2 separate regions of the Homo sapiens genome follow, and region 1 is linked to region 2. The links are chromatin loops, found by intact Hi-C in ENCODE. Cell type or tissue: heart left ventricle. All regions are shown on one strand. Links, peaks and the distances in the headings refer to the core of each region. The heading gives the core; the rest is flanking DNA.

Region 1 (10,991 bases), core at 1,204-9,203, 560 kb before region 2:
AGATTGTACTTGATAGGCTCTGTTAATTTTAAAAAGCCTGATCTGTAGTTCTAGGAAGTTTTCTTGAATTATTTTATGACACTTTTCTCCTGTCCATATTGCACATTTCTGAAACTTCTTTTGTTAGGGTGTTAGCCCTTCTAAATATTAATAGCTGTTATTTATTTTCTTTCCTGTATTAACCTTTTTGGTATTTTGTTCTAGTTTCTGAGATAGTTCTTCAACTTTACTTTCTATTCTAGCACATTTTCACTTATGCTCTCATATCAATTTTTCAGTTTCCAAGAGCTCTTTCTAGTGTTCTGAATGTTGTCCTCCTCTTATTTTATCCATGTAATCTTTTAGGATTTTACAAGTTTCTTCAGTTCCCTACACTGTCTCTGTTTCCTCTAGGTTCCTTTTGACTGAGTGTTGGCTATACTAGAGAATTGTTAGTCATTGTGAAAGGTGAAGCCGGCTGGGCTTCTGGGTCGGGTGGGGACTTGGAGAACTTTTCTGTCTAGGTAAAGGATTGGAAACGCACCAATCAGTGCTCTGTGTCTAGCTAAAGGTTTGTAAACGCACCAATCAGCACTCTGTAAAAATGGACCAATCAGCGCTCTGTGTCTAGCTAAAGGTTTGTAAACGCACCAATCAGCACTCTGTAAAAACAGACCAATCGGTACTCTGTAAAATGGACCAATCAGTGCTCTGTAAAATGGACCAATCAGCAGGATGTGGGCAGGGCCAAATAAGGGAATAAAAGCTGGCTACTCCAGCCAGCAGCAGCAACCCGCTCGGGTCTTCTTCTCCGCCGTGGAAGCTTTGTTGTTTTACTGTTAGCGATAAATCTTGCTGCTGCTCACTTTTTGGGTCTGCACTACCTTTATGAGCTGAGCTGTAACACTCACTGCGAGGGTCCACGGCTTTATTCTTTAAGTCAGCGAGACCAACAACCCACGGGAAGGAACCAATTCCAGATACAATTGCTCAGTTATTCAGTTGAGTAAGATTGGGTCTGTCTTATACAGACTTATGTTGTCTGCACCTTGTACTTTTTGAGTATTGAGTTCTTTACTGCATATCAATGGTCTTTGGACTTTCTTTACGGCTTGCTCAGGTTTCAACTTGATGAATTACCGTCTTTTTTCCAGCTTTGAAAAACTATTGAAATTGACGTCTCTTTTATATTTACTCTATCCTTATGCATTTAAAACTGGGTTCTCATCTCTTTAGTGGTGTGAGGTAGAAATAAAGATAAATGAGTGTGTTCGGTGCACCATGCTTAGTCAGAAGTAGCTTTAAAAGGCTCTGTAATAGATTCCCTATGCGATTAATTCTCATGGCTTCTTGAAACTATCCAAAGCAAGACTCAAAAAAGAGCTATCATTGCATATCTAGTGCTTAAATTTTGTAGACAGATGATTCTACAGGAGGACCTGACTTATTTGTACTTCCAGACAGGGAAAGTTTTTATTGGAAAGTGAAAAGCATCCCAAAATAATTCTTGAAGAAACTAGTTTAGAATATAAAGTGGCATGTAATACCTATTGCTATTAAGTGCAGAACAGTGTTTCTTAAATGCACCGTGTACCATAATGATGGTCTCAGTAAGCATGTTTCTTTAAAAAAGAGTCTTTCAGAAAACCAAGATAGCAAAAGTGAGAGAGATCTCTTGTATCATACATTGGTTACTGCGCAGTCCTATGATGCATCATGCTGTCTTGACTTTGTTGGGTCTCTTGAATACAGCATTTCCCCTTGCTGTTCTCCCTGCTGGAAGAGTTCTTCCATGACTAATCCCATCATCTCTCTTAGGTCTTTACTCAAAACTCATTTTCTCAGGGAGTCCTTCTTTGAAAGCTAGCTAAAATTTCATCCTCTCTGATCTTTCATATCCCTGCTTCTGTTCTTTAATTTGTCTCCTGGGTACTTGTCCTTATCTCACATACTGTATATGTACTTATTTGTCTTGTTTACTTTTTCAGCCCCAGTTGAATGTAAGTTTCAGGAAGACAGAGACTTTTGTCCATTTTGTTCATACTGAATCCCCTGTGCCTAGAACAGTTCCTGACACAAAATGGGTGCTCAATATATATTTGTTGAATTTTTATTATTTTAAAAAAAAACTATTTCCAGTGATAACCAGTCTTTCAAGGGACTGAAGATTACTAAAACATGACAGCATCTGTTATGATAAGAGTGCAGAAGTATTTTTTGCTTTTCATAGTGGTGATGAGTATGACCTTATCAAGTCACATAACTCCTTTGCGCCTTGGTTTCCTCCTCTATATGAATGGGAATAATAATGGTACCTAGATGAGGTGGTTATTTAAAGGATTAAATGAGGTAATATACATAACGTGTAGAATAGGGACTGACAAGTAGTAAGTCTAATCAAGTATTAGTAAACAAAACTTCTGCCTTTGTCTAGTATGTTTTAGTGGAGGAAGGAAGCCAATAAACATAGTAACTAAACATAGTAAATATAGTAACTAATTAAATGGGAATGATTTCAGGCTGGAGAAGAATTGCCCCTGGTGTGGGAGTAGAGGATGAGGAGGAGCATAAGAGTTTCAGTGGTGTTGATAACGTTCTTAGTTTAGCGGGGGGCAGTTTGTGGGTGTTTGTTCTACCGTTATACTTCCTAACTTACATAGATGTTGTTATATATGTTTACATAATGTAAATACTTCATTAAAAAAATACTTTCTGTTCCAAGCATACCTCAGTGTTAAAACAGGTTAATCACTCATTTAATTTAGTTATCCTGATTAGGTAAGAAACTTGGTTTTAAAGAAAATCTCTTCATATAACATAACTGGTCTTCCCCTGCTGTCCCCCTCCCCCAATCTAATGTATTAAAGCCAAAGTTTTTTTAGAATTAACTCTGTTTTTACTAGCAATATGTATTTGAGGTATTCAGTTTTATGTGTTTGTGCAGCATTACCCTAACTTGGGTTACGTAATAGGTGATGGAACTTATGCTTTGTCACCAACATCATTTTAATGGCCTTTGTAAAACATCTTGTTTTATTCAAAATAATGCAACTGAATTTTTAAATATATGTAGTATTTAATTTGGGTAATGAAACAAAGGAATTCATTCCCTCTACACCAGACTAAATTAATCCTTTATGTTTTAACTTTACCTTCAAACCAATGCAAAATCATTAAGTAAAATTGAAGCATCTTCAATTAGGAGCATTTCTTATTAGAAACATACGTGTAATACTCTGATAAATCTGTATATTTTAGATATAAATTGTCTGAAGGTGTCTAGCCATGATGACTAGAAGTAACATTTACTATTTTAAGGACAGGTGTCAGTTTTTTACTAAATTAATTGAACTGCGTATTTCTGGGGTGTCTAGAAATAGCCCACTTTTTGGTTCTGCTAGATTATTGAGTCATGCCCTGTACCAAAGCCGACTGACTTGAGTTTGGATCTTGGCTCTGCCATTTGTTAAACATATGTCTCCTTGGGTAAGTTGTCTGACCACTATCAGATTTGTTTGTGTTAATGAAAATAAGCTTTATTGCATCAAGTAATAAATACATATAAAGATATAAACAGTTATTTTCTTCCAGTTTTGATCAACTTAAAGTATGCATAACCGAAATCTACTGATAGTTTGAAAATTTTGGGTGTTCCTTGTTAAGTTTGGTAGGTTATTCTGCTGTATTTATAACTTGTGCATTTTAAAAATTGACTTCAGTGCACTAATAGTCATGCATATGTTTATGCAAAAAAGTTATATTAAGCAGAAACGAGGAGTGGCTACTAAGTGCGCTGTTAGTATGCATTGAAACAAAATCCTTATGGTTGTATTAGCTTAACAGAACAGTTTGGGGCACAGAAACATATTCAAAGGAGAAGGTTAAAGGGAGACACTGGTATCTTAGAGGCAAACTAGTTTGCTGAGATAACTTTACATGCACCTTTTAAATCAATGCTTAAAAAATAACTTGGGTAATTCCTAACTACTGAAAATGTAAATTCTAATTAACTGCAAAATCTTTTTTCAATCTGTGAGACTGTAGTTCAGAGCCAGGTGAAACATGGGAGGAAAAACCAACCTGTTAGCATTTTGAAAACAAGAGTTTCATCGAAACAGGGGAGGTGAACTGTAACTTCTCATCTTGTAAAAAGATGGAAAACCTTTAAAGCCAAAAGCAGCAAGGATATGGCACTCTGTTCGGTTTTAGCCAAGCACTTACCTTACCAGCTTTCTAGAGTGAATAATGCCTCGATTTAGTCTCTTTATTCTGTTCTTACTCCACGTAGGCAGGGTTGATCTCTCCCCAACTCTTCACTGGGGCTCCTGGCTGTTCCCAGCTCCCTGGGTGTAGCCTATGGATAGTGGCCCATGGTCACTCAGCAGCTGGCGGTACTGGGGGGGCATCACCAGGCTGTCAGAAGGCAAGCAGACGTCCCTAGAGTGTAGCCAAGTTACTTTGTAAGACATACTCACCCTTCCCCATGAGTAGCCCAGCCAGGCCATGAGGACAGTGGTGGCATGGGGCCCTGTGAGGCGCAGAGGCCCAGGCTCCCTGTGCTCGGGCTCTGGGAGCACTGGCAAATATGATTGCCCTCACCCTCGTGCCCACTGTAGGGTGTCATCCACACATTAGGCAGGTGGGCGGGCACAGAGGAGGCCATAAACTTCAAGCAGACTTTTTAACTTTAAAATGAAGAAAAGAATGGTACCTACCGCCTCAGAGTAGTAAAGATTAACTGGGGTATGAGTGTGCGGCAGTTTCCTTTTTCGAGTAGTTGCCACCAACTCTGCCACTCCTTTTTGCTATACATTGGGGTTGCCTTACAACATCTCACTTTATTTAGTTCCATGACTTGTTAGTTACTTCTCGTTACTTAACCTCATTTGGGTTCTTAAGGCTTAGTTCTGTTATTTGATAGCTTTATATCGTGTTTTGTTCAAAGTTCTCCTCTTCTGTCAAGTCGGACTAAGCTTGTGTCTCTAGCAATTTGGAATTGACATGAGAGGACCTGGATTGTTTCCATCTATATCTGTCCCCTGCCTGCTTTCCTGACTGAACAAGTCCCTGATGTGGGGCTGGGAGCGCAAAAGTGGGAAAGGACAGGGGTGTCCTTGCCAGGGAGCCCTTGGTGAGTTTGCAGTCCTCTCCTCGGTCAGCCATGGCGGATGTCCTATTGGTGATCGGTGGGATAGATACGGGCATGCAGTGGCCCCAACAGCCCCACAGGTAAGGGGCTGTGCCCCCTATAGCTCACTGGGGTCTGCTCAGCCCCTGACATGATATGGCCTCATCTCACAGTTGATCCTCAGCGTGTGGCTTCATGCCGCATTCTTCTGGATCCCCTCCAGAGCCATTTGCTTAAAGTCTCAATTCATTGGTGAGAAATATGCATGTCATGGTTTGTTTTTATTTCTCCTAATAACTGCTATTAATTGTGCTCAGTTGAATCACCCTTTCACTCTGGTAGCAGGCTTCCTTACTAGCATGTCGACCCATTTCCATCGCTTTCCAGTTAATTTTGGTCATTTAAACAGTCACTTACCATTTTTTAAACACTTCGTTCTTTGCATTTTGAAATTTGACTCTCATGTCAGAATCAAAGCTCTCTCTTCTCTGCCCACTCTTTCCCTGAAAAGGAAAAAAAGAACCCAGTCTGTTACTGGCGCCTTGGAGTGGAGGCTGTTTTTGGCTCTCACACGCGTCCCTCCCTCTTGGCAGTAGCAGTGCGCTAGCATGGAGGTGGGAAGGAAGAACCGAGGGGCAGAGTCTCTGTGCTGACTGTTGCAGTGTCCCGCTTCTGTCACGGTTGCAGCTGCCGTCTGTCTGTTTCTGTCTAACGGACTGTCCATTGGCTCATTTCGTGAGGCTGCCATCCACATGAGCTTTCTCAAAGGACGCAGTTGCTGGCTCTTTGCTGGCACCTTAGGGTGCCTGGCATTGGAGAGCTGACCTGATCTCTTCATTTCCCCGCTCCCTCCACAGTTAAATCACTTTCTCTGTCTTGGTCTCCTTGTTGGGTAGAGGCTACTCTCCCATTCAAGGTTCTTGCAAGTGCCTCAAGCCTAGCCACCTTCTGTAGTGTCCACTAGATCCACAGAAAACTCAGGTGTCTTTGCTATGCCAAACGGCTGCCCCAGTGTGTGTGGCCGCCCAGCTCCACCATCTCTTGCCTATATGGATTTCTGAGGTAATCTCATCCACTCCCAAGGAGACTTACTGCTAACCTAACAACTTTTCTTATGCCAGTATTTTCTTATGCCCAACCCCACCTGAGTTCCAAAACCGTATTTCCCACTGCCTAGTAAGGCCTATCAATGTTATACCCCAGAACCAGTTTACTCCCCTTAGCCTACAGCCTTATTCTGGCTAATGGCATCACCTTCCACCTGTTCACATAATCCAGAAACCTGTGAGTCATCCTGCCTCCCTTACCTCACACAAGCCAGTTCGGTCAGTTCTATGTTGCAATGTCTTTGAATCCATCCCACTTTTCTCTCTGTCTCCCCTTTGCTCCTTGGTTTTGGCCCTCATTATTTCCTTCCTTTTACCCCCAGTTCCATCTCTTGTAGTCTTATACATTGTGGTCAGAGTGACCTTGCCAAAACACAAATCCCATTGCATCATTTGCCCCCTTTAAACCCTATTATGTGGACCTTCATTGCCCTCAGACTAAAGTCCAGTCTCCCATCACATGGCCTGTGAGGCCCCAGCCTGTCTTAAACTTTTTTCCTTCTACTGCCTTTCTCTTCACTCCCACTGCTAAACTCCAACCTCCTATTCCATAGCCACACTCAACTACTGAGAGGTGTCCAAACTCAGCATGCTGCTTCATGACCCTGGCTTTTGCCTGGCCCTTCCTTTTTCATGGAGTGTTCTCATTCTCTTTGTACCTTGTAGTCTAACTGGACAACTCTTATTTGTTTTTCAACACCCAGAGGGTAAGTCTTCTGCCCTCAGAAACACTCCCAGGCTGCTTTCTGCTAACCATCATTTTTTATATACACTCAAATTATACAAAATATCATACGTCTTTCTCCCCTTGCCCCCTGCAACTGCCCCCAAGTCACTAAAAGCAAGGATTGTGTCTTACTCATCTTGATAACTGTGGTGCCAAGCCTAAAGTTCCTGGCCTTTCATGGGTGCTCACTGTTAAATAAATGCGAGTAAATCAAATGGCTGAAGAGCTAATGTATAGAAAGTTTTTAAATTCTAGTTTATATCTTTCTAGCTAAGATGTATTATGTTGACCATTTCTTTTACAGTAGTTGGCAGCAGGTTTAAATGCTAAAAAGTGACCCTCATTCTCATTGTAAATTTTTATTTCCCACTTCATTGGCCCCACTCAGCACTTTATTATTTTCATCGCATTGTCTTCTTACCCTTATTTAATCATGGATAGGAGAATGTGGCAATGTCAGAATCACACTAAGATGATATGGAAGGAGATCCAAGCTGATGACCACCTAGAGTAAAAATCCTTGGGGTATATTGGGACACCACAGAAGTTCTTAAAGTGATTGCCGCTAAAGCCATTTCTCCTATTCCTGGCCACAAGCCTTGGGGACGCAGCCTGCCTGCCTTCTTTACAAGTGAGCATCATTTTCTTTGATCCCCTTGGACTTCCTCTAACTCGTCTTCTCACAGCTCTTGAGGGCTTTGCAAGGAACTGTCAGGGCTAATGAAAGGACAATTTGAAAATCTTCTTTAGGCACATTCACTAAGTAATGTGTCCGTCAGCAAGTGTGGCTCTGTGTCTGTGGTGAGCCCCTTTCTCTGTCGGGACCTTGTCCCAGTGCCTGGAGAGCACCTTCTCAAACTGTAGACCTCACTGGCACTGGGACTGATCTGAGTGCCCCTGTCAGCCTGCCCAGCCTCAGAAAGGAAGCTGTGGAGGGCCAGTTCTCACCAAGAGCTCACCAGCTCCACTCTAGACTAGGCCCAGAAACCCTGCAGCCAGGCTGCCTGACTCACATGCAGCATGGGTCTCTGGCTGTGGTTTCCACACAGCCTCCCAGCTTGTTTCTTAATCTGTAAAATGGGTGGCTTTCAATGAATACTGTGGCTCCGTTGAGATCAGCAGAAGGGCATTTCACTTTATGGTCCCTTTATTCTTCCAGGTCTAACATCTTACACACACACACACACACACACACGGATCTAGAATTTCTGGTGTGCACTTCTAGGGCACACTATATTGAATCAGCATTTGGTTCTATGCTCCATCCAACAGTTGATGAGGTAGACCCTGGACAAAGCACCTAATGCCTTTGAGCCTCCATTTCTAAACCTAGAGAATAAGAAAATTAAATGATCTCCAAGGTCCATTTTGCTTTATAATTCTGAATAGATCAGAGGGTTAAAGAAACCCTCAGACCTCATTTATGTCACAGAGCTGCTGCCCATGGAGGCCATAATGTAGAAATGTGTCCCTTGATCGAAGCAGAGGTATTTATTATGTAAACACACTGTGTCCCCAGCACACAGAGTCAACTTTGCCAATGTGTTAATGCTTACCTAGGCCTGTACTACATTAGACATTCTGGAGCTAGGTAATATCCTTAAATTTATCTTTACCGTTGTAAATACAACTGTGTAATTGAGCTTCATCTGATTGTTTTAGAGTCACCAAGAGACTGCCTCTAATGACCCTAAGTGGCTCTGTATGCATAGAAAAATGGTTAGTTGGTTAGTCTAGTTCCTACCAGGTCTTTTAGGACTGCTTATCGTTGTTTTCTTCTGGAATTTAACAGGAAAATTAGCTTAAAGTAACTAGTTATTTTTAAAAAGTGCTCAAAGCATCTATTTTTCATAGCTGTGCAAAAGTAAAAGAAATAATATTCATTTTTCACTTCATGCAAGAACCTCACTTGCATGAGGTTCTCGAAATAGAAAATCATAATCAGGACAACTTGTCACTTCTTCAGATGTTTTATATAGAATATCATTTGGCTTCTAAATCTGTGATTCCTTTTTTGTCTGTGGCTCCAGATTTTCATAATCTACCACTATTAAGCAGAAGTGGTAATTTATGAAGAAATTTGGGTTTGAAATGCTTATTATTTTCATGAAGATAAAAAGTAAAATAAGAATGTTAACCATTTGAGTCCTGTTGCTGAAGGGCATTGAGAGGAGTTGAGCCCCATCTCTCTCTCCCATTGCAGTAGTTCCTCTTAAAGTCTCCCTTACCATCTTAAAAAAAAAAAAAAAAAAAAGAAAAGGCATTGGGTCTTCTTAGCATTATAGATATTCTTTTGGAATTAGTAGTTATGCTAAATAAGGTGAAGACAGCCATGGGAAAACTTAAAATTGTTTCTAGAATTGTAACAATTTAAAAGTAATTATAAATGTTTAGAGAGAGAAAAATACAGAAAAAATGTATTTACAGAGGGTAAATACATGTGTTATATATAGGTGTATATAAATAAAAGATTATATTTAAATCTATTAGCATTTTAAGACTTTTAAAATTCTCACACTTAAAGCAAGTATTTAATTTTTACAAATCTTTTAACGCTAATATGAGATTTAGGAATGATTAATCACCAACAAACTCAACAGTTCTAAGAACAGAGCAAAATTATAGTTAAAAAATTCAAGCCTAGTAATGCATTTTATATAATGATAGAACAATTAGTTATAAAATAGGCATTTTTAGGTCTCCTCAATGAATATATTTAAGTCCTTGCATTATATCTTTTAAAATAGTTTTTGTTCCCTTTTTTCTTTTAGTTTAAAATGTTTTAAATCAAAATACTACATGTAGGCTGGGCATGGTGGCTCACGCCTATAATCTCAACACTTTGGAAGGCTAAGGTGGGAGGACTGCCTGAGCCCAGGAGTTCGAGATCAGCCTGGGCAACATGGCGAGACACTGTCTCTAATTTAAAAAAAAAAAAAAAGTATAGGTATCTAAAGTAGCCGAATTCATAGAAATAGAAATTAGAGTGGCAGTTACTAGGGGCAGGAGAAGGGGGAAATGGGAAGTTATTTAATGGATAGTTTCAGATCTGCACATGAAAAAGTTCTGAAGATCTTTTTCACAATAGTAACCATATGCTTAACACTACTGAGCTATACATTTAAAAATGGTTAATGTAAATTTTATGTGTTTTTTACTACAATAAAAAATGATAATGAAAATATAAAGATTAGATAGAAATTTAAAAATATGTTTCTTTTTCTTCTTCTTTTCCTCTTCTTCTTCTTCCTCCTCCTCTTCTTCCTCCTCCTCTTCCTCCTCCTTTTCCTCCTCCTCCTCCTCTTCTTCCTCTTCTTCCTCTTCTTCTTCTTCTTTTTTTTTTTTCATTCTTCCCAGTCTGCTATTTAGGGGCAGTCATCTTTTCATTTTTTAAGATGTAAATTACATATAGTAAAGTTTGCCTTTTTAGTGTACAGCAATAGTGTTGTTTGTTTTGATTCAGGGCATACAGGCACAGGTTTGTAATATGGGTATGTTATGTGATGCTGAGTCTTGGGGTTCTAATAATCCCGTTGCCCAAGTGGTGAACGAGGTACCTCATAGGTAGCCTTTCAGCCCTGGCTCCCCTCCCTCCCCACTTCTGGAGTCTCCAGTGTTTATTGCTCCCATCTTTGAGTTCTACATGTTTTGAAAAACAGTGGGCATAACACCACTACAGTTTAGATATGAGATAGTTCCATCACCCATAACAATCTCCCCTCCCTCCCCTACCCCAAGTTTCTGGGAACTTCTGATCTGGTTTTTGTCTCTATAGTTTTACCTACTCTAGAATGTCTCATAAATGGAATCATATGGTTTGCAGTCTTTAAGTGTGGCTTGTTTCTCTTACCATAATATATTTGAGATTCATTCAGGTTGTTATGTGTATCAGTAGTTTGTTTCTTTGTATTGCTGAGTATTATTGCATTGTCTAGATGTACCATGGTTTGTTTATCTTTTCTCCAGTTGAGTGACATTTGGTTTGTTTCCAGTTTGGATCTCTTAAGCGTTCATGTCCAAATTTTTGTGGTAACATGTTTTCAATTTTCTT
Region 2 (10,991 bases), core at 2,082-10,081:
GAGGCTATGTAGAGTGTACCATCAAAGCTGGATGGGTGCGGTAAATGGTCCGCTGGAGAGCACTTTGTTTGAATGGGTGTGTGGTAGTGGCGAGGAGGCGAGTTGCAGAGGTGGCCCCCTAACACAACCTATTTCTCATCCTCCCTCGCTATCAACACCCTGGCATTAGTAGGTGAAAAAGATGATCACAGTTGGGAAAATAGAGAACAAATCATGCTTTATGCCCCAGTGCTTGTCTGGTCTAAGCTGGGGAGGTGAGAAGCTCTAAATTTAAATCAGGTTAGACTTAATAATAGTCTAAAGTTTACCACAGGTGAAACAAATGTCTAAAGATGGGTAAAGAAACATGGCTGAATGCTTTAAAACAGATCTCCACTGCAAGCATTCTTTATTTGTAGTACTTTTATTATTACTATTTTATTATTTGGAGACAGGGTCTCACTCTGTCGTCCAGGCTGGAGTGCAGTGGCGCGATCTGGGCTCACAGCAACCTCCGCCTCCTGCGTTCAAGTGATTCTCGTGCCTCAGCCTCCCGAATAACTGGGGCTACAGGCACGCCACCGTGCTGGGCTAATTTTTGTATTTTTAGTAGAGATGGGGTATCGCCATGTTGGCCAGACTGGTGTCGAACTCTAGACCTCAGGTGATCCGTCCATCTCGTCCTCCCAAAGTGCTGGGATTACAGGTGTAAGCCACTGCACCCAGCCTGCAGCACTTTAAATATATATTATTTTAATAAATGCAACTAAACATTGAAGATATAAAAGTACCTAGTGAGAAGGGGTCCTCAAAATTGGTTATACATTAGAATCCTTCAGGAAGCTTTAAAAGCCTTGATGTTGTCCTACCCCAGATTCTGATTTAATTGGTCTGGCATGTGGCTTAGACATCAGGGTTCCTAAAGCTTAACAGGTGATTCTATTATATAGCCAAGGTTGAGAACTACTCTAAAAATAGAGACTACTGAGAGAAAAAAAAAACACAAAAAACCATTTGACTATTTTACTATCAAATATCAACAAAACTATAGAAAAGTTGGAATTTTTGTGGAAAAGATCTACGTTTGGTCTTCACTCTCTGGGTAACTGTCATAGAGCATTGATTAAATAGTTTGCATTTGTTTCACTAAAGGCATGGATAGGGTATGCTATAAGATAAATACTAAACATATATTATTACAGGAGTGGAAAGAATTAGCTTTTAAAAATAAATATTAGCTTTTAACATACATGATTCCCACAGGAGACATGTATCTTCAAGCAGTATTTTTTCTTTTTAAAATTTTTTTGCTTTTATTATTTTTAATTGACACATAATACCTTTGTATGGGGCACAGTATGATATTTTGATACATGTGTACAATGTGTAATGACCAAATCAGGGTAATTAGCATATTCAATACCTCAAACATTTATAAGGTCTTCGTGTTGGAAACGTTTAAAATCTGCTTGTCAAGCTATTTGAAAATATACAATAAATTGTTATAGTCACCCTACAGCACTGTAGAAAACTAGCTTATATACCTCCTATCTAGCTGTAATTTTATGTTATCCAACCTCTTATTATCCCTCCAAAACTTCTACCCTTCCCTGCCTTTAGTAACCTCCACTCTACTCTCTACTTCTATGAGATCATTATTTTTTCTTTTTTTTTTAGCTTTCACACGTGAGTGAGAATGTGTAGTATTTATCTTTCTGTGCCTGGCTTATTTTACCTAACATAATGTCCTCTAAGCTCGTCCATGTTGCCATAAATGACAGGATTTCATTCTTTTTTGCAGCTGAGTAGTATTCTATTATGTATATATGCTACATTTTCCTTATCCATTCATCTGTTGATGGACACTTAGGTTGATTCTATATCTTGCCTATTGTGAATAGTGTTGCAAAAAACGTGGGAGTGCCTTTCAACATACTTATTTACTTTCCTTTAAATATATACCCAATAGTAGGATTGCTGGATCATATGGTAGTTCTATTTTAGGTTTTTGAGGAACTTCAATACTGTTTTCCATAATGGCTGTATTAATTTACATTCCCGCCACCAGTGTATAACAGTGCCCCTTTCTCCACATCCTCACCAGCATTTTTTGTCCTAAAGCAGTATTTTAAAGTTTATGTTGCTATACAAGTTGGAAACAGGAAATTCTAATGATGGATAAGGAAATATGGCCAAATGTCTTAAAACAGATTTCTATTATATGCATTCTTTCTTTAGTGATTTTGATATGTCATTATTATTTAAATAAATTCAACTAAACACTGGAAATAGAAATGAACCTTGTGAAAATCAATAAAACACAAACACTCCAAAATATGATTTATTTATCCTTCCAGACCTTGTATTAGATTATTTAAGGATTCTTTCCCCTCTGATATGGTTTGGCTGTGTCCCCACCCAAATCCCATATTGAATCGTAATCCCCACATGTCAGAGAAGGGGCTTGGTGAGAGGTGATTAGATCATGGGAGTGGATTTCCCCCTTGCTGTTCTGGTGATTGAGTTCTCATGATATCTGATGGTTTAAAAGTGTGGGCACTTCCCCCTTCCCATTCTCTCTTTCCTGCTGCCATGTGAAAACAGGTGCTTGCTTCCCCTTCACCTTCCACCATGATTGTAAGTTTCCTGAGACCTCCCAGTCATGCTTCTTGTTAAGCCTATTGAACTGTGAGGCAATTGAACTTCTTTTCTTCATAAATTACCCAGTAGTTCATAAATTGCTCAGGTAGTTCTTTTTTTTTTTTTTTTGAAATGGAGTCTTGCTCTGCTGCCCAGGCTGGAGTGCAGTGGCACCATCTTGGCTCACTGCAACCTCCGCCTCCCGGGTTCAAGGGATTCTCCTGCCTCAGCCTCCCAAGTAGCTGGGACTACACGTGCGCACCACCATGCCCAGCTAATTTTTGTATTTTTAGTAAAGACAGGGTTTCACCATGTTGGCCAGGATGCTCTTGATCTCTTTACCTCATGATCTGCCTGCCTCGGCCTCCCAAAGTGCTGGGATTACAGGTGTGAGCCACCGTGCCCAGCCTCAGGTAGTTCTTTATTGCAGTGTGAGAAAGGAATAATACACTTCCCTCTTTCCCTTTTTTCTCCTATAGATATTAGATTATTATAATGTGATAATATCTTTGCTAGGTACTAAAAATATGAAGATAAGTAAGATATGCTCCTTATTCTGATGGAGCCTATATTTAGTAGTAGACAATTAAACAGACCAACATTTAAAAATAAGTTCACTGAGGACCATAAAAAATGATGCTCAGGATGGTTGCTAATGAGGCAAACAACGAAGAAAATATTCTGGAAGAGAAGACCCCAGATCTGAGTCTTAAAGGATAGTTAAGAGTTATTCAAGAGAGGCGACATTGACAAATGCCGTGTGTATGCAATGTGTACGAAGAGCCAGCAATGTGTACAAAGCCAAGAAGCAAGAGAAAACATAGCTGTGGAAGATGATGGTGATCATGGTGAGAACTGCTGTTGACCCAATAACACAGAAAAAAATATTGTGCACGCTTTTCAATATAGTAAAACTTTCTTTATACAGTAGAAGGTAGACCTTTGAGCATTAGTATGGCCCCTCACACTGCCCATGGAACAAAAGCTACTGAGCTTCCATGTACAATCTGGCATGGTACTCGCTATATATATGTGTGTGTGTGTATATATATATACATATATATATATACACACACACACACATATACACATACATATATATACATATATACACATATATATACATATATATATATACACACACACATATATATATATATGACATTGACAACTGAATTTTGGCCATATCTCCATGAGAAACTAGGGAGACACTAGAGTGTTGTAATTATTTACGTAAATGTTTATATTGTAGATGTCCTTGCTACTTCCTATTTGCTAATTTAGTAGAAAGCCTAAGTGAAGATAATCCTAAACAAAAATCTGAGTTCTAGTCAGTCTTTGAATGCCAACCAACCTATTTGGTCTGGCCTAGCTTAATGGCATACTCTAGGAAATGAAAAAAGTACAGAATGGCTACAGCATGGGGAGTGGTAGAAATTAAAGAAGTATGCAGGGGCAAGAGGATGACAGCACTTATACATTTTAGTGAGTAGGTCTTTACCTTGGAGGCAGTGGGAAAGCCATAAAAATTTTTTGAGAGATGTAATATGACCAGATTTGCATTTTAAAACAATCAATAATGATACTGTAAGAAGGGATTCAATAAGGAAAGACTAGTCAGAAGGCTGCTCTAATGATACAGGTGAGAGATGATGACCTGAATGTCTGTGAAAGTTGAGAGACATGGGAACACATGGTAGACATACAGTCAGTAGTGTGGGAAGGGAAGGGGAGACGGAAAGGGAGGCATTCAGAAACACTCCAGGGTTTCTGGCTGGGCAACTGCATGAATAATGATTTCATTCTCTGAGACAGAAGACAGGATGGGAGCAGGTTTTGGAGAGAAGATGATGAGTTAAGTTTGGAGGATATATTTGAGGGGACACAGGATATGTCAAACAGATAACTCTATTAGCCAAATCTGGATATGTATTGAAAAGTAGAAAACCAAAGGAATGAAGGTACCTTGTAAATATGAAATATCAAGTATGAAAACGAGGCTGATGGGAGGGATAAGAAAATACAATCTTGGCCGGGAGCGGTGGCTCACGCCTGTAATCCCAGCACTTTGGGAGGCCGAGGGGGGTGTATCATGAGGTCAGGAGATCGAGACCATCCTGGCTTACAAGTGAAACCCCGTCTCTACTAAAAATACAAAAAATTAGCTGGGCGTGGTAGCGGGCGCCTGTAGTCCCAGCTACTGGCGAGGCTGAGGCAGGAGAATGGCGTGAACCCCGGGAGGCGGAGCTTGCAGTGAGCCGAGAGCCCGCGCCACTGCACTCCAGCCTGGACAACAGAGCGAGACTCCGTCTCAAAAACAAAACAAAACAAAACAAAACAACAACAAAAGAAAGAAAATACAACCTTAAAACATGAGCTTTAAAAACGTAAGGAACAGGAAAGCATGGTGAGATGTAAACTGAAGCAGCGTGTGATGCAGAATTCTGAAAATGAAGGGTATTAAAAACCCAATTGTTACCATGAACAAATCTCTTTTCTACAAATGTTTCTCATGAAATGAGAGTACTCCCTTTACTCCCCTTTTTTGTCTTTTGTTTTGTTTTTGGTTAGAAAGGAATGTGGTATTTTGAGCTATAGTGTCTGCTGGAAATTTTGTTTAACAAAATGTAGTAACTGGACACCTCAACCTTCTGAGAATTAAATAAAACAAAAAGTCTGCTCCAAATACAGCAGAGACATAGCTCACCTCAGGCGCTTGGCAAAAGGACATGGGGAATGTGATGTAAGCATTTCTTTCTCTACAAAAATGCATCTAAGGAGAGTATGAAAAGTTTGTCTCAACACAGTTGACATGTAATCACTGTGACTTCAAACCAAACGTGTTAATCTGGAAAAAGCAGTACTGGCAGATTTCTTTTTTCTTCATTAAGCAATGACCTAGCACAGAACAATGCATTGCTTATGGCAATCTTTGAAATCACAAGTAAACTTTAAAAACACTGCCTACAATGGAAATGCACGTGCCCTAGATCAGGGTTCACACAAACACATCCAGTAAGCATATGGACCATGCTTTCCATTCTTTACTGCATAATTTATTAAAAAATCTATAGAGAGAAATCTATTATTCTACTGCATCCAATGTGTTATGTGTGTGTTAATTTATATTAGCTAGGGCAAAAAGGCTATGTGTCATATTTAACACACATATTTCTTATTTGCCATTTAGCACATACACAAAGACTCATGCATACAAACACGATAACACACAATAACTGAGTAATGCTTTCTTTAAAGTGCTGAACTTTCATAGATTGGTAGCATTCTCTAAGAGTTCACACAAAAAGTAAGATGGATACATTGGAAGTATAACTCTAGGACAATCAAGTAAAAATAAATATCAAATCCCACTTTGAGATATAAAAGCATATAACTCGTATGTCACTGTTATCTTTCCTTCCAGCTGCTGAATATATAGATATTATTTCTGTTTTGTCATGTTACATAGAATAAGCTTCTCTGAGTTTCTCCCAAAAATCTACTTACAGAAAAGCAATTACTAGAGATTCTGTAGGAGTGAGATAGAAGTGGGTGAGGGTTCCTAAATGCTTTTATCTACTTGAACTACCACGTTATACCTAAAGTAAGAGCAATACATTCACTAACTTTAAATGCGTCCTCCCCTCCCTTTTTATTCCACAAGAAAATACAGAGTTTAAGATTAGTTCAACTTCACATGACTGTGATGCACAAATTCTTTAAGTGTAAGGAGTCTATGCATTTTACAGTAACTTATTTTATGATTGGGAGATGAGACAGTTATACATTCAACTGCCATTATTTTTATTAAGTGCTTTCATTTTCTTTACAGTTATTACAAAATTGTATTTATTTTATACAGATGGGTTTTCATTTTCCTGATGCTGTAATGTTTACTTCAGCTTGTTGACCTTTCTTTGTGTTATCTGCATGTTGTAACGTGTGATAAGAATGAATGTAAAGGCTGTGGCAACTGTAATTAATTTTTGTAAAGGGCTGGTCACACGTGGATCTGGTTTATGAATGTATTTGGGATGATTTTAGTAACCAGATCACCTTTTCAGAAATTTAGATGTGAACACCAAAAGATGCATTTTCTCAACAAAAATTAATAGCTGGTTCTATTTTTTTAAACCTAGAAAAAATAAAGTTGATTTTTTTCAAAAAAAAAAAAGATTAGTTCAACTTTATACCAAGAAATAATAGTAGAGCTACTTGTTGAAATACCACCTCCTAGTGGTAAGGTCATCTTATTTGTTTTATAAAGCACTGGGGTATAGCATATTTGGCCACTGTGCTATTTTTCACAATTTAAAATTACAGTTGGATAAATGGCCCAGTAAGTTTTAGTTTGATAGTATTTTCAAAAAGGTATTTCATTAATGTTTATTTGACTTACAAACTTAATTCCCCTTATTAATAAAATAGCAATCAATATTTCCTATGTGCAGTTAGTAGCAGTGCTTAGATTAAAAACAAAACTTTAAGAGGAATAAGTTCTAGTGTTCTATACCACTGTAGGATAACTATAGTTAACAATAGTATATTATATAGTTTGAAATAGCTGGAAGGAACATATTAAATGTTCGTAACACAAAGAAAAATGTTCGAAATGATAGATATGCTAATTACCTTGGTCAGATCACTGTACATTATATGAATGGAAACATTATTATGTATCTCATGAATAGGTACCATTGTTATTTATAAATTTAAAATAAAATTAAAAACAAAAACAAAACTTACTAGAAATCTTTGTTGTTGTACCCCAAAAGTCCTAGAAACCTACATACAAATATGTGAGAGTGACAGCTATCTTGTAGACACAATAAGATGATTATTTAATAACCTGATAGTTTGGAGTTACTAAATCAACACTTTTCATTCAGTAAAGCAGCAAGGAGACAACCTTTCATTATATACTTTGGCAGAGATAATCCAAAATCAGATAATCAAAATAATTTTTATTTGGTTGTAGAATGTTGTAGTACATAAAGCAAAATGTGTCTGCAGGATACTCCAAATTTACCAACTTCAAACAAAATAATGCACAGTGAAGAATTAGAAAATTATCAACCTTACTCAATACATGGAAGTATTCCTTAATCTTCATCATTTTCATTAAACAAAATAATATTTTGGATGAGTTCAACATTTCTATCCTATGCTTTATGTTTAGTGCCTTCCCTGAATTGGAAAAAATGAGGTGTTTTATTTAAATTTAACACTGGTCTAAGGGAGATATAGAATTAAACTAAACAAGAATCGGTTATCACAACCTCACAACATATATCAAAGTATTGAGATTGTTGGTTTACTGACTGTCACTTTTCACTGGATATTAAATATCCTGAGGGCTACAACTGTATTTTTTAACCTGTCCCAGTACCTCAACAAAATTTTCACTGAATGTATGAATAAATTATGTTAACAAAAAGTTAACAATAAAAGTATAATGAAGATCCCTTTAATTAATTTTAAAATCTGAAAGGAAAACTGGAGTCACAAAACATATGTTCAAATCTTAATTCATCACAAATTTTGTGATTTTTGACCTCCACCTCAATGAAGCTCAGTTTTCTCAGCTGAATAAAAGGGATAATGCCTGTGTATTTCAGAGTAGCTGTAAAGGTAAAATGAGGCAATGTACATGAAAGTCCTTTGGAAATACCAAACAAATGTTATTTGCTATCATGCTACCACATATACATGTAGGAAATATATGTATTAAATAAGAATATTTTTAAGATGCAATGTGATAACTTACATTAAATATATATACAATTTTTCCCAAATGAAAACTAACCTAATTCCTCTCTTTAACTGACAAACACACTCAAAACTGCTCATCCAAAAAAAGTCCCTTCCTTGAAGATGTAGTCCCCAGCTTTTTCTCTTCTCTAGTAAATGCTGTCAGAAAAGAGTTGACACCTATGCATCTTCTTCCTAATGCACTGAAAGCTGACTCAATGACCACTGCCTATAGAACAGTTTCAATATGTTTAATCCATTGATTTCTTTTAAATTATCACTTTATTTTATCCCTGAAGATTTCTTTTTGAGTACTTTCCACACCTATCCTGGCTTCTTCAAAACAACTACCCTTTTTTTCTTACTTCTGTGACTATAAGGTTGTATTATTGGATCTCCTTTTTTCTCATCCTAATTTCTGCCTAGATGATCAAACCTGCTCCAATAGAATCAGGTATCATCTCTGTATTGTAAGCTTTGAAATATTTGTCTCTGTCTCAGGTTTCCTCCTAATTTCTAGGTCTATATTTCTAATTATTAACCAAAGATTTCTATCTGGATGCCCTTCATTCTATGTAAAGTCAAACTCATTATCCTTCTCTCTTTTTCCAAACCTTCTCCCTCCCTTTGTTGCCAATCTTGGTAAGCAGCCAAGCAGAAATCTTAGAGTCATTAATGACTTTTCCACTCTTCCTCACCTCTTACTTCCATTATCTAGTAACAGGATCTATTGATTCCATCTCTTAAATGTCTCTCTAATCCATCTACTCTCTTCCCTATTTTAATTTCCACTTCCTTCATTGGATCTTCATTATTTCTTTTTGAAATATTTTGATCGCCTCTTATCTAGTCTCTATGCTTTGGTCTCACACAATTTAAATCCATCCTCTTAAATATGATGCCATGGGAAAAAAAAAAAAAACATCCTTACTTTTTTTTTTTTGGCTGCCTACTCATTGCCTGGAAAATAAACTGCAAGCTCTTTGACATTGCATTTGAGACCCTTACTTATCTGTTTCCAACCTGTTTTTCCAGCCCTAACTCATGCCCACACCCTTCTCTCTCTAGAATATGTTATGCACTTTCAGTTTCATGCCCTGGTTCATGGTGTTCCCTCTACCTGTTATGGTTGTTCTTCATTTGTCAAAAACCTCTACATCTTTCGAGCCCATGTGATATGTGATTTTCTCTGTAATATTTTCTCTATCCTGCTTCTGGGTAAAATTAACCTCTATTCCTTATGTTCTCTTCTACTGCTATTAAAATTAAATTTAAGTTGTAGAAGTGTTTATCTCCTTCACTGTATCAGACTCAAAGGAAAAAGTTGTGTTCATTTTGATTCACATATGCTTAACACAATGCCTGACCAATAGAGGGTATCCAATAAATACTGAACTGAACAAATCTATTCCTGATCTGTGTAATAAACAGGGAGAACAAACTTTAAGAATAATTCTCATGCATAAAACATATTAGCTACAACATACTGATTTTTGTCAGTTATTATTACAATTAAATGAAAATCATTTGGCTTTGAATAATAGTAAAAATATACCCAAAAGATGAATTATCCATTGTAATCCATTTGGTTTTAAGTAAATCAAACAGCTAAATTTCTCTCTTGCAGTCAGTTTGGAAGGAGGCAGGAAGCAGTTATACAAAAATCCAGTCAAGTATCTGTAAAATACATAGAAATCAAATATGAGACGCTTACTGGTGTTATTAGAATATCAAGGTAAGAGTCATGAAGTCTATTAAAGTTTTTCTGTAAGTTAAAGAGCTAAAAACATTGTAAAGAGTAAAAAATAATATTAATTCAGCTAGAAGTAACCTTAGGGAAAATTACACATATCTTATAGGGGCAGTGCTAAATCAGTGCCATGAAATATTTTTGTATAATTCCAACAAAACCATCTCTAATAAATACTATTTTAAGAAAATTACACTCAGTCTTGCTGTATGACTTTAGATCATGTGTCAGTGTACTATAGCCTATAGGCCAAATCTGGCCCCTTACCTGTTTATTTTACTGTTTACAGACAGGGTTTATGTTATCCATGCTGTACTCAAACTCCTGGCCTAAAGCAGTCCTCCCACCTCAGCCTCCCGAGGAGCTGGGACTACAGGAGCAGGGCCACTGTGCCTGGCTCCCTCGCCTGATTTTTGTAAACAAAGTTTTATTGGAACACGGACATATTCATTCATCTCTATGTTGTCAGTATCTCTTGTTGCTCTACCTCTACAATGGCGAAGCTGAGTAGCTGAGATATACTGTATGTCCCACAAAGTCTAAACTACTTACTGTCATTTTAAAATAAAAATTTGGGCAACTCCAACTGCAGATAATCATTTGGAAATCTAGTTGAAAATCAAGCTAGTTTCTTTGTGAGAATTTCTTATGATTCTAGAATTCAGAATGTTTATGCAAAGATTTGTTTTCAAAAATAACATGAAAGTTATAAGGATGTGAGGATAGGGAATGTACAGATATCAAGTACATAGTAGAGAGAAAGGAAATACTTACATACCTTTTTAAAGATTAAATTGTTTTATTTTTATACTTTTAACATAAGCCTGCCTAATTATTCTTCATTAACTAGGAAAAGGAGTGGCTGCTCTTC

What was found. Hi-C counts contacts between places; a loop is a spot of excess contacts. Peaks named below come from ENCODE experiments on the same cell type or tissue, not always from the same donor. Only the 100,000 strongest peaks of a DNase experiment are listed, where the experiment ranks them.
Region 1: a loop joins it to region 2, with 5 times the contacts of the local background. A loop is called at or near these places in 31 of 110 quality-filtered maps.

The regions. Positions count from the first base shown.
Region 1 is chr13:44,446,037-44,457,027 of GRCh38, reverse strand. All of the region lies in intron 1 of TSC22D1 (TSC22 domain family member 1), which reads left to right. It overlaps LOC124903167 (a long non-coding RNA gene), which reads right to left. Exons shown (of 4, transcript XR_007063778.1): 2 at 5,525-5,610; 3 at 4,201-4,392. Among named protein-coding and RNA genes, the nearest start is that of TUSC8, 46 kb to the right of the region's middle. RefSeq lists enhancers at 4,012-4,511, 4,512-5,013. In heart left ventricle, for the core only: no CTCF peak of the experiment used is centred there; a DNase peak (open chromatin) is centred at 4,395.
Region 2 is chr13:43,890,505-43,901,495 of GRCh38, reverse strand. It overlaps LACC1 (laccase domain containing 1), which reads right to left. Exons shown (of 7, transcript NM_153218.4): 7 at 7,564-10,047. Among named protein-coding and RNA genes, the nearest start is that of LACC1, 16 kb to the right of the region's middle. In heart left ventricle, for the core only: a CTCF peak has its summit at 6,846 (motif pointing left); no DNase peak of the experiment used is centred there.